Linked DNA regions of Homo sapiens: regions 2 and 3 are each linked to region 1. A link is a contact called in ENCODE Hi-C or POLR2A ChIA-PET data. All regions are on one chromosome and are shown on one strand. Each heading gives the region's core, a stretch centred on a gene start or an enhancer-like site at or near the end of the contact. The rest is flanking DNA. Distances are from core to core; before and after follow the strand shown.

Evidence for each region. Hi-C counts contacts between places; a loop is a spot of excess contacts on that map. ChIA-PET counts read pairs that join two places held with the same protein, here RNA polymerase II (POLR2A). Pooled maps may share reads with other maps.
Region 2: a map of CD8-positive, alpha-beta T cell shows a loop between it and region 1 (22-fold over the local background). The contact joins the promoter of FBRS here to the promoter of STX4 in region 1. A Hi-C loop is called at or near these places in 3 of 168 maps with a recorded cell type or tissue (B cell, CD8-positive, alpha-beta T cell and PC-9), 8 of 37 single-sample maps with no recorded cell type and 13 of 50 pooled maps. POLR2A ChIA-PET finds 5 or more read pairs at or near these places in 1 of 52 experiments (Panc1).
Region 3: a map of CD4-positive, alpha-beta memory T cell shows a loop between it and region 1 (21-fold over the local background). The contact joins the promoter of SRCAP here to the promoter of STX4 in region 1. A Hi-C loop is called at or near these places in 1 of 168 maps with a recorded cell type or tissue (CD4-positive, alpha-beta memory T cell), 5 of 37 single-sample maps with no recorded cell type and 15 of 50 pooled maps. POLR2A ChIA-PET finds 5 or more read pairs at or near these places in 1 of 52 experiments (activated CD8-positive, alpha-beta memory T cell).

Annotation. Positions count from the first base shown.
Region 1 is chr16:31,030,549-31,035,462 of GRCh38, reverse strand. STX4 (syntaxin 4) reads right to left here and starts at 1,905. Exons shown (of 11, transcript NM_004604.5): 1 at 1,628-1,905; 2 at 1,349-1,450; 3 at 1,138-1,237; 4 at 927-1,001; 5 at 423-493. The coding sequence starts at 1,657. RefSeq lists enhancers at 1,047-1,557, 2,070-2,581.
Region 2 is chr16:30,655,644-30,660,557 of GRCh38, reverse strand. FBRS (fibrosin) reads right to left here and starts at 2,127. Exons shown (of 18, transcript NM_001105079.3): 1 at 581-2,127; 2 at 116-295. The coding sequence starts at 1,039. It overlaps PRR14 (proline rich 14), which reads right to left. Exons shown (of 12, transcript NM_024031.5): 11 at 4,619-4,690; 12 at 4,145-4,526. The coding sequence ends at 4,247. RefSeq lists silencers at 942-991, 1,062-1,291, 2,112-2,291, 2,342-2,421, 2,452-2,711 and an enhancer at 1,412-1,861.
Region 3 is chr16:30,696,792-30,701,705 of GRCh38, reverse strand. SRCAP (Snf2 related CREBBP activator protein) reads right to left here and starts at 2,535. Exons shown (of 34, transcript NM_006662.3): 1 at 2,464-2,535; 2 at 1,725-1,798; 3 at 828-1,090. The coding sequence starts at 881. LOC730183 (a long non-coding RNA gene) reads left to right here and starts at 2,646. Exons shown (of 2, transcript NR_144637.2): 1 at 2,646-2,825; 2 at 3,775-3,999. It also overlaps the pseudogene RNU6-1043P. RefSeq lists silencers at 2,515-2,744, 2,885-3,294 and enhancers at 2,464-2,758, 3,415-3,604, 3,635-3,724.

The DNA.
Region 1 (4,914 bases), core at 656-3,155:
CTGAGGTCAGGAGTTCGAAACCAGCCTGGCCAACATGGTGAAGCCCAGTCTCTACTAAAACTACAAAAATTAGCTGGGCATGGGGGTGTCCGCCTGTAATCCCAGCTATTCAGGAGGCTGAGGCAAAAAAAGAAAAGAAAACATGTGTCCCACAGCCAAGACTAGGTCTTGTCTGGGGTCACAGTAACTTCCTATTGAATGGAAGAAAATAAAGCAGGGTGTTATAACCGGACTGAGCATCAGGAGACCTGGCTTCCTGACCTTGAGCAAGTTCTTTCTCTCTCTGAGCTCAGTTTCCCCATTTGGAAAAGTCATCCAATTGGACTCCATGATCTCTGCAGGCCCTTCCTTCATACACCTGTCATCTAATACTTCATGAAACATTTGCTGAAATGTCCTCATTTCTGAGAAAAAAAACCCACCTGGGTTTTTCTCATTCTTGTGTTGACGGAGTTATAGTTCTCATCAGCTTCCTCCTTCTGGGGCTCTATGGCTGTGGGAAGACACAGGGGTATTGGGGGTACTTGTCTCCATAGGATTTTTAGGGAAATATAATTTATCATAAAATGACTAAGGCTGAGCCTCTAAGAGGAGAAAGTAAGTTTATTTTTCTTTGCATTACATCACTGAGTTCCCATAGGTATGCAGAGGCCACCTAACAAAACTCCATCTCCCTGCCCAAAGAATGCCCAGTGGGCAGCGATAACTGTGTAAGTAAATGGTTTCATTGTAAATAAAAGAACCTGAGAGGCGGACTTGTGCTGTGGAGAGTACAATGGCCTGGAGGCCAGGAGACAGATGCTAGACCCAGGCCTGCTGTGTGACCTGGATATATCACTGGCTTCTCTGGGCCACACACTCCCCAGATATACCAACAACAGGGCAGGATCAGAGGGAAGGATCTGTCTGAGGTCCCAGGAGCTCACCCTTCAGCTGCAGGCGGATCTCCCTCCCCAGCTGTTTGATCTCATCGCGCAGGTTCTGCAGCTCCTGCTTCATGCCTGAATAAGAGAAGGCCAAGACTCCCAAACAGCAGCCCCCACCTCAACAAACCACTCTGGCCACCACCTGCGTGGAACTACAACCCCCACAATCCCTGGGGCGGAGCATGCGCCCTGCAGCCGGGGTTTCACTCACTCTCCTCGGGAAGGGGCGTGGCCAGGATGGTGACCTGCTGTTTCTCCAACTCCTGGACTTTATTCCCCAGTTTGACAATAGTCTGCCGAATTGTCCGGACCTGGGGAGGGTGACCGAGAGGGCTGAAAGAGATATGGGGTACTCCAGACCACGCTACTCCTCGGGTCCTCCTACACCCTCGCGAATCCAGGCGGAGACCCCAGCCCCTTACCTTGTGGAAGAACTCCTCGTCCGGGCTCCCCAGCCGTGCCGTGCCCGGGTGCACCACCAGCGCGACCCGCTCCTTGTCCTCTTCGTCCGAGCTGTCATCCCCCTGCCAGGCCCGGAGTCATTGGCACCACCGTTTCGCTGCGGCTCTTACCCCGCAGGACCCACAGGCTTCCGGGACTTTCCTTCCTGGCCATCAGCCACCCCTCCCTATCCCGAAGACCAGAAGTCCTGCGTTCCAGTTCGTCCGCCCGTCCCCATCCCCGCTGCCCTGGCGTCTCACCTGTCTCAGCTCGTGGGTCCTGTCCCGCATGGCGGCCTGAGCTCTCCCTCCCCGGCGCCAGAGCCGGGAGGCCCTCAAATTTGGAATTCCCGTACCCCGCTCACACTCTGACACTCCCCTCCCTCCCCCTGCGGACCCCAACACCCCCACGAGCCGCCAGAGGCTCCGTCCCTTGCACCGCCCACAGTCAATGGGAAGGCGCCGACCCCGGGGACCCCCCAAGGTTCCACAGGTTGGAATTCCCTTTTCTTCCCCGCTCCAGCTCCCGCAGCCTCAGCCCCGCCCCTCCGTGATAAATTCGGGGCATGCGCACATGGTCGCGTCTCTTCCTTGCCCGAGGCTGGGAAGGTGGAGTCGGAAGTTGTTGCGCCCCGAGCGGAAGCGGAGATGCCTGGACGCGAGAACTTGCTACCGTCACCGGAACCGTTGCATCTTCCAACGGAAATCTGGTTGCCAAAAGGGGTAGGAATACGTCATTTGTACGTAATCCGAGACACCCGCATCTCACATCACCCCATGGTGCCCCCACCGCGTCACGTGACCAGCCCGGTCCCAAACTCGTGGACCGCAGAATGTGACCCTGTGACTGTCACGTGTCCCGGCTCTGTCACCGCCGTCTCTGGGACGCCGTTCTCATCACGACGTCCCCGGCACCCCAACGACCGAGCGACGCCCACACGGCCCCCGCGAGGTGGGGAGGGGCGCGCCGACCACCCCCAGAGGCCTTTCGAGGCAGTGGGTGGTAGGACCCTTGCTGACCTCGCCTTTATTGCTTTCGGGTCCAGGGCGTGGGCGGACTGACGACTTAGCATTTGGGGCTGTCAGCATCATGGGACCTTGAAAATCGGGAAATAATAGGATCCGAGTCGTCAGCGTCAGAAAATTGCAGGGTTGTGTGGGCAGGGAATCTGGGGGTGGGAAGTGACCTCAGCCAAGGCAGAAATCTCTTCTTCCGCATCCTTCTGGCGCAGCCTCTGACAGGTGGGCGGCCAGCCGGCGCCCTCCTTGAACACTGCAGCCCGGCTGCACTCACCACCTTGTGAGCCGTCAGACCATGTCAGGGCAGCTCAGGCTAAGAAAAGTGTTTGTATTGATCACGCTGCCTCCCTGCCACTCACACCCCCCAGCCCCTGCCTTGCATCTGAGGCCAGGTAATGACTTTGTTCTTAACTGAATCTGGGGAGTTCCTAGCCCAGTACCAAGAACATTACGGGCCCTCTATAAATACTTGTGGACAGAATTTCAGGCTTTCATGTATCTGAGGATAAAGCCCCTGGTTCCTTGGTCTTCTTTAGGCTTCAGGCTTTCTGACTGTGACACTTCTCTAATCCTGGCTATCTAGATATTCACTCATTTTTTATTTTTAAAAATTTTTACGAGATGCGGTCTCACTATGTTGTCCAAGCTGGTCTCTAACTCCTGGGCTTAAGCAATCCTTCTGCCTCAGCTTCCCAAAGTGCTGGGATTACAGGCATGCACCACCATGCACAGCAACATTCAGTCATTTAATGGATATTTTTTGGGCACATAGTATGGGCCAAACACTGTTCTAGGGCTGGAGATACATCAAGGACTAATAGACAAAAATTCCTGCACTCGTGGAACTTATATTCTCTAGAAGGAGTCCCCAAGGTCACTCAGCAAGTCTCAGCATAGCCGGGAATGAATAACAGGTCTCCTGGACCCCAGGGCTCTGTCCAGGAAGCTTCTGTGAAGGTACAAGCAAGGAAAGGAATGGACCCTTTCTGCTATGCCCTGGTCAGGAAACCTAGATTCCTGGGACTGAGTTGCTATGGACTTCTGGAAATCGCTTCCTGTCTCTAAGTGTGGATCTCCCTCTGCACAGTGGGTAACTGTAGGGGGATGGGGAGATCATCTTTATGGGTATCGGCTGCTCTAAACTTCAGTGATGATGAGGTTGGAAACTGTCAAGTGCTGTGTGATTCTATGTGAGGAGTTTTGGCTCTTCTCCTCTTCCTGTTAAAACCCAGCTCAGGCAGGGTGTGGTGGCTCATGCCTGTAATCCCAGCACTTTGGGAGGCTGAGGCAGGCAGATCACCTGAGGCCAGGAGTTGGAGACCAGCCTGGCCAACATGGCGAAACCCTGTCTCTACAAACATACAAAAATTAGCCAGGCATGATGGCAGGTGCCTGTAATCCCAGCTACTTGGGAGGCTGAGACAGGAGGATTGCTTGAACATGGGAGGTGGAGGTTACAGTGAGCTGAGATCACGCCATTGCACTCCAGCCTAGGTGACAGAGTAAGACTCTGTCTCAAAAACAAAACAAAACAAAAAAAAAAAACCCAGCTAGTAGGAGAGTGGTGCCCTGATGAACCCACAGAGGGAATGCAGGGTTTTTCCGGAGGCCAAGCCCTGCCCAGTGGTGTCCCCTGGAGATGATAAGGAAAGATTCTCTGCTCCTGGGTCTTTCATGTCAGCCTCTGCCTCTTCAGTCACTGCTGCTTGCCTCCTGCATCTTTTGTCCCCTGCCACCCGACCCCCTTCCCCCTCCTACTCTGTGTCTCTGAGTGGCACACGGTGGAAGGGCTCTTGGACCCCTGACTCATAGTCCTGCATGGGATCTTAAATAATGCATTACTTCTCTCTGGGACTCAATTTCCCCATTTGGCGGCTTGGTCCTATAATTTCTGCCTTGCCTAAGGTAGGACTTGAACACTATCAAGTGAGGTTAGGAAGGATGTGGAAGGGGCTGGAAAACTGTTGAGGGTACCCTCCCCTCTGGGCTTTTTTTTTTTTTTTTTTTTCTTCTCTTTGAGGTCAGGTCTGGTTCTGTCATCCAGGCTGGAGTGCAGTGGTGTGCTCTCAGGTTCAGTCAATCCTCCTGCCTCAGCCTCCCAAGTAGCTGGTACTAAGGCACGCACCACCATGCCTGGCTAATTTTTGTATATTTTTTGGTAGAGACTGGGTTTCGCCATGTTGCCCAGGCTGTTCTCAAACCCCTGGGCTCAAGTGATCCACCCACCTTGGCCTCCCAAAGTGCTGGGATTACAGGTGTGAGCCACTGTGCCCAGCCTCTCTGAGCTTTTAATACTGTGGGTTCCAGCGTCTTCTGGGCCCCCTGGTCCCATCTTCCTCTTTGTTTCTCAGCGTCTTGATGGCATGCCATCTTGGTCCACTAAACTTCTCAGGATTATAATATTATTTCACTTGTGGTCTCTGGGTGAGATCGCAGGGCTTTGGAATGGTGACTTAAGGTCACAGGAAGCTGGACTCCAAGCCTTGTGGTGGAATATGGAGAGGAAAGAGGCCATTTAGAGAGATTGG
Region 2 (4,914 bases), core at 878-3,377, 380 kb after region 1:
CCTCTTTGCCCTTAGAAACTGGGGTCTCTGTTTACAAGGGGCAGTGGCGTTGCTGATGAAAAACGGGGCTGTGGGAAATACATTCTGCCTAAAGAGTTTTAAGGGACAACCTCACCTCTTTTCTTCTCCGCTTATTGGGCCATTTTCGGGCCCGATCCCCAGGGGGCCGGCCAGGCTCTCGATCAGAGCTGTCCCCTGGCTCCCCGGTGGCCCCACTGGAGCCCCCCCTTTTCCGCTTCCCAGAATGCTTCAGCCGATGTTCCAGTCGCTCTGGGGGCTGAAGAGATGCATCCTTCTGTGGAGGAGGAGGTGGGGCTGAGATAGATGGAAAAGGGCAAGCTCCCAACCCCTCTAGGGGTGACCAGGTTGCCGAAGTACCCCTCGGGCCGGGAAACCGGGTCCCCAGAGACGAGCTCTACCTCCTCCCACCCCAGGGCGGGGCAGAGGCCTGGCCAGAGGAGCCGGTTGCTCTGGTTTGGGGTGCCAGCATTCCCCCCTCAACTCCACCCACTAGGGGCACTGCCCCCTCCTTGCTGCCCCTCGGAAACCCCCAAAGTCTCCTAGCCCCATTAGGCCCCACCTGCAAGGCCTCGAGGGTGGCGAAGCTGGCGATGGCGAAGCCATCGATCAAGTCCTCCTCCTCCTCTTCCTCCTCCTCAGGCTCCTCCTCGGCTTCGCCGTCGTCTGCGCCCCCCTCCTCCTCCTCCTCCTCCTCTTCCTCCCCGCGGCTGCCCGAGCCGGCAGGCCGCTTCCGAGCTCGGGGTCGCGGGGGTCGAGGTCTCGGACGGGGCCGCCGGCGTCTCGGGCCCCCAGGCCGCTCTCCAGACGAAGCTGACGACCAAGGCCTGGCGGGCGGCGGCGGCGACGACGAGGACGAGGAGCCGCGCGGGGCGGCCAACAGGGCCCGGGGCGCGTCGCCGCCTGGACCTCGGCGGCGCCGCTGCTCCCGGTCTCGGTCTCGGCGCGAGCAGCGCCGCCGTCGGCGCTCCCCCTCTGCTGCCCAGCCCGGACCCGGGGCCGCGGCCGCTGCCGTCTCCATGGCGACCGCCCTCAGCGCCGCATCCGGAGGCGGCGGGGCCCGAAGCGGCCTGTCCGCAGGCCCGGGGTCGCAGGCGCGGCGCTGGCGGCTGCACAGTGACGAGAGGGCCACGGCTTCTCCTTTAAAGCCGGATCTGCTGGCCCCGAGCTTGCCCCAAGGCCACGGCCCGGGGAGCCGGCGCCGCCCCCGGGGCGACAAGCCCGAGGGCCCCCCCTGCGGGCTCGGCGGGGCCGCGACGGCGAAAACGGGGCGGCCGTCCCTTTAAGGCGAGGCCCCAAGTTGTCCAGCTCCCGGCCCCTTTAAGACGACCCGACAGTGTCCGGCGGCCTAGTGCGGTGGCCACCCCCTGCCAGGGGTCGATGCAAGTCTCCCCGAGGAAGAGGAAGGGCCACCCCTTTAAAAGGGGCCGAAAGCTCGCCCCGAAACGCAGACCTCCCCTTTAAAAGTGTCTCAAGTCCTCCGGCTCAAAGAGGCCACCCCTTTAAGGAGTCCAGGGTCCTTCTAACAGCAGGCCGTCCCTTTAAGGGCTCGGAGTTAGTTTCTAGTCCTCCACAAGCGGCCACTTCCCCTTTAAGTTGAATTTAAAAGACTTCTTGTGTGTGGGGGAGGAGGACGTAAAGAAAAACCCCACTCGCCCCAGTTCTCCCAACGGCACAGTTCTCAATTTGTCAGCGTCTGCTCGGCGGCTTCCCCTTTAAGGCTGGCGTTGCAGTCCGCCGAGTTCAGTGGCCACCCCTTTAAGGAGATTTAAAGGGGCCTCCTCCGGGCCCAGCTCCTCCAGCCTCCGCCTCCGGTCGCCATGAAAGGCGCGAGGCGGGGCGGGGCAGCGAGGCCAGCCCTCCAAAGCCCCGGATGTGAGGCAACGGTGACGGGTACAGCTCCCCTGTCCGCCGACATAAAAGTCTCTTCCTCCTTTCCTCCGTCTCTGTCCGACTTGGGCCTTAGGGGATCCGGAACGGCCGATGGGCAGCGGGGGAGCTCCAGCACAAACTCCTGTTGTCTCCTTTGGAGTCTTAGGGCGCTTCTCCGCCAGGACTTCCCTACCCCTCCTCCCTCTTCCTCCTCAGCCTACGCCTCCTTCCTCTCTCGGCCTCCTCCCACGCTCCGCCCCCTTCCCCTCACCCCCAACGGGCGCAGTCGTTGATAGGCTGGGAGGGCTACGTCAAGGTGAGGGGCGGAGCCAAACCCGAGGGAGTGGGTGCATGTAACCGCCCTCAAATCTTGGATTGGGTTACGTCGGATTGGCTCCGCCCTTCCCCCCAGTCTTGTGACTCGACTGGTTAGAAGTAGGTGTTTGGGGCGGTTACTACAGGGCCCCGCCTCTTCCTGCTGTTTGTTTATTGGCCGGTCTCCTGATGGCGTCGAGGCGAGGGGCGGAGACGCGGGGCCTGAGGCGTTGGGGGCGGTTGGCCGCCGGGGGGCGCGCGGCTGCAAGAGGTTCCGTTCCACAGCCAGTTAAGTCATCGCCGCCTTTCCGCCGCTCGGCGCGGCCCACAGACAGCCTGGCGTCTCGCGCACGCGCGTGGCGGCGCCGCCGTCAGGCTGGCTGCTTGCGAGTCGTTCCGCGGCCCGGGGTGGCCCGAGCGGCCGCGTGCTGTGCCTGCGCCTGCGCCGGCCGCACTAACAGGCAGCCGCGTCCCTTCCAGGCGCGGCTGCTGGCAGCGGTCCCGAGTGCTAGCAATTCGAAAACGCCTTGCACCTGCATGAGCGCTTCTCCGCGTTTGTGACTGCGTTTGGTAATAATTCCATGAAGGAGATGCTGTCAGCCCCATTTTACTGGGACGGAAAGGAATGCGCGCACAGACGGGCTGGTAGTCTCCTAGCCACGTCTATGTCAGCCACTGCCCTGTGATGCCTCTCAGTTATGAAAGATGCACCCCACTGCTCAATGTGACTGGCTTAAAAAAAAAGAGACAGCCATTTCTGGCCTTCGGTTGCCCGGGTTACCGTTTTAAAAGTGGACAGCGCGCTGACATGCCTGCCTTGCTTTCTCGTCCATAAAATGACTAATTCCCTGTCGCAGGGACATGTGCAGGTCAAGCACCTATGACAGTCGTCGTGAGTGCTTCATTATGGCCCATTACTCTTAGCTCTTTGTTTTGTTTTGTTTTTTTGGGGGGGACAGAGTCTGGCTGTGTTCCCTAAGCTGGAGTGCAGTGGTGCGATCTCAGCTCATTACAACCTCTGCCTCTCGGGTTCAAGTGAATTCTCCTGGCTCAGCCTCCTGAGTAGCTGGGATTACAGGTACACACCAAGACACCCAGCTAATATTTGTATTTTTAGTGGAGACGGGGTTTCACCATGTTGGCCAAGCTGGTCTCGAACTCCTAGGCTCCTGTGATCCACCTGCCTCGGCCTCCCAAAGCGCTGGGATTACAGGCGTAAGCCACCGCACCTGGCCTAGCCGTAGCTCTTGAATCCAGCAGCAGGTCCTGGCCTGCATGTTAGCAGGAATTCAGGGCCATCTTGATCTTCAAGGCCTTGACCCACTATAGGCCTTTCAGTCTCCTTGATATAAATGAATTGGGAGAACCCAGACCACGGTCTAGGGTCACAGTATCATCTGGCACTGATTCAGAAGTGTCCCTCCACACAGGAGAATCCTCTAAGCAAGAGAGTATCTCTAGGCCGGGCATGGTGGCTCATGCCTGTAATCCCAGCACTTAGGGAGGCCAAAGCAGGCGGATTTCCTGAGGTCAGATGTTCAAGACCATCCTGGCCAACATGGTGAAGCCCAGTTTCTACTAAAAATACAAAAATTAGCGGGTGTGGTAGCGCACGCCTGTAATCCCAGATACTTGGGAGGCTGAGGCAGGAGAATCGCTTGAATGAGGGAGACAGAGGTTGCAGTGAGCCAAGATCGTGCCATTGTACTCCAGCCTGAGTGACATGAGCGGAACTCCATCTATATCTATCATCTATCTATCTATCTATCTATCTATCTATCTATCTATCTATCTCAAGTGACCACTTCACCCCCTCCCTGTACTCTGTACCCAACCCCTGTCACCATCTCTAGCACCAGCCCCAGTTCCCAGACCTTTGGGGGTCAACGTAGAAACATCAGCCAAATCAATCTTAAACTCAGCTAGAGATACAAAAGAATCAGAAACATATCGAAAACTTTACTAGAAATATAGAGAAAAAAAAATAACTGCCTGGGAGGTTTCCTGTCCCTTCAGGATGGATGACCAACAGATGGGGCACCTAGGTCCAGTGGGGCTGCTCCCGATCTACTGTTTCTTCCTCCAGGAGCAAGGCATCTAGCTCCTCCAGCCGCTGCTGGAGCAGGGGGCCCACATCAGGGCTGGGGGCCACATTGGGAGGAACAGTCCTGCCCCCTGCAGCCCGGACCCCACGGGACGGTCTTCGTGATCGAGGAAGGCTGCTGTCCCGAAATTCCACAGCCCGCCGGAGCTTCCTTGAGCTGGTGAAAATCAGAGTCCCATTGCGCTCCCGGGGTTCCTCAAAGATGGTCTCAAAGGTCCTGAACAAGGCAGGGAGAGGAGCTGGTTTTATCAGGGTGCTCCACAGCTCCAGATTTCCCTCTGCCACCCTCTAGCCTTCCAAGTGTCTCACCTCCTGGTTGTGGGTGATTGGTAATTCTTGTTGGTGTAAATTTCTTCCAAGCTGAACTCCTTCTTGTTCAACCTGTGAGCAAAGAGCAGAGGCCACTGAGAAACCTTGGGCCAGTGGGGCCTGAAGGGACAGGTAAGGCCTGGTCTGTATTTCAGTTTCTGGGACATGTCAGGGCCAGGAGTGCTACATAAGGCAGACAGGCAATTTTGAGCACAAACCATCCCCACACCGAATTGAATCTTTCAGGCTGGACTGTGCTCCCTGAGGGGAGACAAAGCTATACTTCAGGGGACATA
Region 3 (4,914 bases), core at 1,286-3,785, 330 kb after region 1:
GTGAGCCGAGATCGCGCCATTGCATTCCAGCCTGGCTGAAAGACACTCCATTTCAAAAAAAAAAAAAAAGAAAAGAAAAAAATGGAAAACAAAGTCCTACTGAAAGGTGGATACTCAGGGAATTCACAAATTCACTCCAGGACATAAGCCTTACACTGCGCCACTCAAATTCCTACCTCGGCTAAATGACAAGACTGTATGTCACAAATTTCCCCAGTTTCTCAGGAAAACTATAAATACCAACTTTACAAACATGAAAAGCTTACTGTACTGCTCACTTTGGCAACACATATACTAAAACTGGGAGGATACAGAAAAGATTAGCATGGCCCCTGTGCAAGGATGACACAATAAAGAAACCCTTTTTATAGAAAAATTTAAAAAATTAAAATAGAAAGCTGACTGTACACACACCTAGATGTGTTTAAAAGTCATGCTTTTTTTCCTACCCCACACCCTTCCTTGGTATGAGAAAGGAATGAACACTACACACCATCCATAGGCTTATCCTACTCCAGTACTGATAGAAGTTAAACTATTCTTAAAGCGTATGGTATTAGAAGCATGGTGCCACGACCTCCATTTCCAGCCTAGCCTAATTCAACCTTTTTCAGGTAACGAGGCGCTTTTACACTCTTGGAGATAATATTACACTAATGTTAAATGGAATGTGAGTATCCAACAGACCTGATATACTACAGCCCAGCCCCCGAGCACCAAAGATTCTCCAAAACTCTCCACAAATATTCCCCTGCCACATTTCTTCTGCCTCACACTCAACAATCCACAAAGCAGAAGCAGAGAAGGAACTCTTCCCACTTTCAAACCTGTGTCTGTAGGACTGGGAGCTGAGGGTGAGCAGGGGAGGGGCTGCTCTGCATGGTCCCACTCCCAGGCTCCCCCTTGGATGCCTGAAGAATGACTGGGTTGTTATCACCAGTACTGCTGGCCGAGGGGCTGGCGTCCGGCTGCAGGGCATGCTGGGAGCTGGCCTCATTCTGGGCCACCGGCCACCGGGACCCGCCTTCCAGGGCCCGGGGCCCACCAGGGCGTCCCAGCCTCCGCTCAGGTCCACCAGCCTCTGGAGCACCTAAAGTAGGGTTAAAAAAAAAAAAAAAGACAGAAATGCAGTTAAAGGGGATGAAAAAGTATTTTTAAAAAACCAGAAATAACACTGAATAAAGAGAAACACAGAAATTACAGGTTACATTTCTTGAGCACTTACTATGTATAAGATACTTTTAGTACCTGTTTGATGTGTTCTATAATCCTCACACCTACCTTAAAAACCAAGTGCTTTTCACAGCATAACAAATATTGACTTCCTCCTACACACAACGGATATAGCCATGCAGAAAGGATTCCCGACCTAAATGTAGCTTACATTCTAATATAATCTGTTTTGTAAGTTACGAAGTTAAGACCTTATGATTTGCGGAAGGTTACACAGTAAAAAAGTGATAGGAGGGCTTCAATCCACAGTCTGATGCCAAAACCAAGGAAAACCTGCTACTCTTCCTGGTAGAGCCAGGTTGACCACGTTTTCCTCAACCCACAGCCTCAGTTCTGTTGTTGTACTATAATCAAACCCTCTACAGAAAAATCACATGCAAACATTCCCATGCTTCTCTAGAGTGAAAATCCCCAATACGGACCTATAATTGCTTTATCTCAAACATTTCTCCCATTAGCATCAGCACACAAAATGGTAGCAGATCCCTCACCTGTGTGAGCTGAGACCACACCCCCTGTGAAAGTCTGCACTTCCACGGTGCCGCCGTACTGAAGGGAATCACACCTGAAACATCCATCAAAGCGTATTATTTACTCCAGTTTTTTGAGACGTTTAAATATACCCAAATCAGTTAAAAGACTAGAAACAGAAAAACTACAGTAGTAGGAAAATCTCACATTTCAGGGAAATGCAAATCATGTTTTGTGAATTCCGGAGGGACATACGATCCTGCCTGGGGGCAGGAGCAGGAAAGGAGTGAAGAAAGAAAGTTCAAAAATTTTAAGTGTAAAGGCTCCAACCACAGAATGGAAGACAAAAAAAAAATACAGCAAAAAAAAGCTGTCACATCCAGAACCTCAGAAAGGTGCTACCTGCCTGCGGGCCTTTCCAGTGAGGGCTGAACGCAGAAGTGAGAGTGGAACTCCCGGGAAGAGTCAACAAACAGGCTGGTCACAGGAAAATCCGCCCAGGATTCAGGGCAGGGCGCTGTATATCCCATACCTGCGCCTTGAGACACTTCCCCAAATACAAGAACCACAGCAAAAGGAGACTCAGGAGCAGTCAAAAGCGAGAGGCCGCACTGCCAAGAACCACGCGCCGGAAACAGGCAGTGTGAACCCGCAGGAGGCCCGGAAATGCTTCCCCAGTGTTTAAGGAAATTCCTAAACCACAGTGCCGGCTTTGATTCACTCCCTACTCCGCCACACGTTCCCAAGACCCGAGCTCACCAGAAGCCAACAAGCCTTAACTCTTGACTTCAGGTTTCGTGACCATCTCCCTAGCCCTCCCGACGGACTGACCTCGCGTGACCCCTGACCTCTGCCCAAGTTGCCACTAGCCCTGAGATAGCCCCGCCCCCTCCAGACTCCCACCCCACCCAACGTGCGCGCCGGGCGGGGGAGGGGCCCGCGCGTGCGCGGCTGGAGGCGGAGCGAGCCGGCTGCGCGCACGGCCCAGGGGCTCCCGCCAGAACCCGAGCCCACGCACACAAGGGTCGCGGGGCTGGGAAGCTCGTCATCCAAGCCCGTCAGGGAGCCCCCCCATCACCCGACCGCGAAAGGCTGAGAGAAGGGAGGGTTCGTGCCACCAGGTCCTGGTCCCCCGGCTAGATGTGGTGGGCGCGCGCCCCGACTACTCGTCCCACGCCCCCCTTCCTCTTCCCGCGCGCCCCTGAGGGGTGACTGGGTTGGTGGGCGGGCAGGAGCGCACCTGGGTCCGTCCTCTCAGGGCTCGCTCGCTCGCTCGCTCGCTCAGGCACGCGTGCGCAGAAGGGCGGGAAGGGAGAGGAGACACGCCGGGGCCCAGCGCCGGCCGGCCTGACCCCCTCAGTCTGTCTCTATGGGCGCGCGCCGACAGCCTCGCGCACCGGCCCCGGGGCCCCGGCTGAGGGTGCGCGCGCAGCACCCCGGGAAGGTGGGGGGGAGGCGGTGGCGGAAAGATGCGCGCGCAGTCAGCCGTCATGGGAGGGGGAACTGTGGGGCGTTCGCCATCTTGTCTCCCTCTCCTTACCTGCGTCCTCGGGGGCGTGCGCACCACCCCCCCTCCCGCCTAGGAGGGGGGAGGGCCCCCTCTTGGCCACCGCCTTCGCGGCCTTTAAACTCCCCTGGAGACTGCGGCTACTGCCACCGCCTTGCCTCCACTGCCTCTTCGCGCAGCACACAGATGCGGACGGTGGGTGGGAAAAAGGGCAGACGCTACTCCCAGCGAACCGCCGCTGCCGCTCCCGAGGCCTCACCAAAATGGCCGCCGCCGTCTCGGCCGCCACCACCACCACTACCACCACCACTCGCTCGGAATCGCTATCGCCGGCGCGGCCCGTCTTCTCGCGAGAGACAGTAACTGGAGGGTGGGGGAACGGGGAGGCTCGCGTGCTAGCGTAGGGTGCAGCACGGTGCGCAAGGCAGCCTGGGAGGTGTAGTCTCCCAGAGGCTGCGCGCTCGCCCTTCCTCGGAGCGCCTTTACCGTTTGCCCCTAGATCTACCTGGGGCTGCATTGCGGCTGCCAGCTCGGACCACCGCCACCTCCCTTTTTATTTACAGATCACCCAGTAAGCTGCAGCAAGTTAGCAGTGGAACCTGGGCCTCCCGATTCCCATGGCAGCCCACTTCTGTAGCGCTGCTTCGTTTTACGCGAGGATGGTTTCCTGATAGCTTTCAAACACCTTTGCCATCTCTTCGCAAACTTTCTAGATTAAGAATCCCTTTGAGAATCTGATACCTTTACCCCAGAATAGAACAATAAATAACAGCTACCTTCTACTGACACTACTTGGTGCCTTGATTATTTCTTTTAATCCTAACTGCTCCATTTTACAAACGAATTGAGGCTCAGGCGTTAAAACACAGTGACAGATCCTGAAGTCAAGATTCCTAGCCAAGCAGTCTAAGCCACAAGAATGCACTCGCTGTCATAAAATTTTACCACCTAAAGCCCCCGCTAAGAGGCCAGGTTAGGAAGCCCTGATGAAGCTCCCCTTCCTCCATTCAGTTTAGCTCTTCCCTGCGAAGAGGATTGTTGGTCCCATTTTACAGATGAAGTTTGGGTTGAAAGAAAAGTGGATGATGCCCATCTTTTCTAGACCCTCCTCCCATCACCCCCAGAAGAGGGGATCCCAGGCCAGAGCCTGAATTGGACCTAGCCTTGTGCCATTAACTCCTTGCTATGTGACCTTGAGCAATTAACTTCACCTTTCTGAGCTTCAGTTTCCTCTGTAAAGTGAGGATAGAATTGCTGATGTAAAATTGCTTTGAAAGATCTAAAGGGCCAGGTGCGGTGGCTCACACCTGTAACCCCAGCACTTTGGGAGGCCAAGGCAGGAGGATCACTTGAGGCCAGGAGCTCAAGACCAGCCTGGGTAACATAGTGAGACGTCGTCTCTACAGTAAATTAAAAATTTTAAAATTATGAAAAAATAAAAAAGCTCTAAAGGACTACCTAAATGTGGAGTATATTTCACTATAGTTCAGTGTTTCACACCCATGATCTTAAGGTCAAGGTTAGCTTTCTGATGTGCTTTACATAGTATTTATTTATGTATTCATTTGTTGAGATAGTCTTGCTCTGTCACCCAGGCCGGAGTGCAATGGCACAATCTTGGCTCCCTGCAGCCTCTGTCTCCCGGGCTCAAGCAATTCTCATGGCTCACCCTCCCAAGTAGCTGGGATTACAGGTGTGCACCA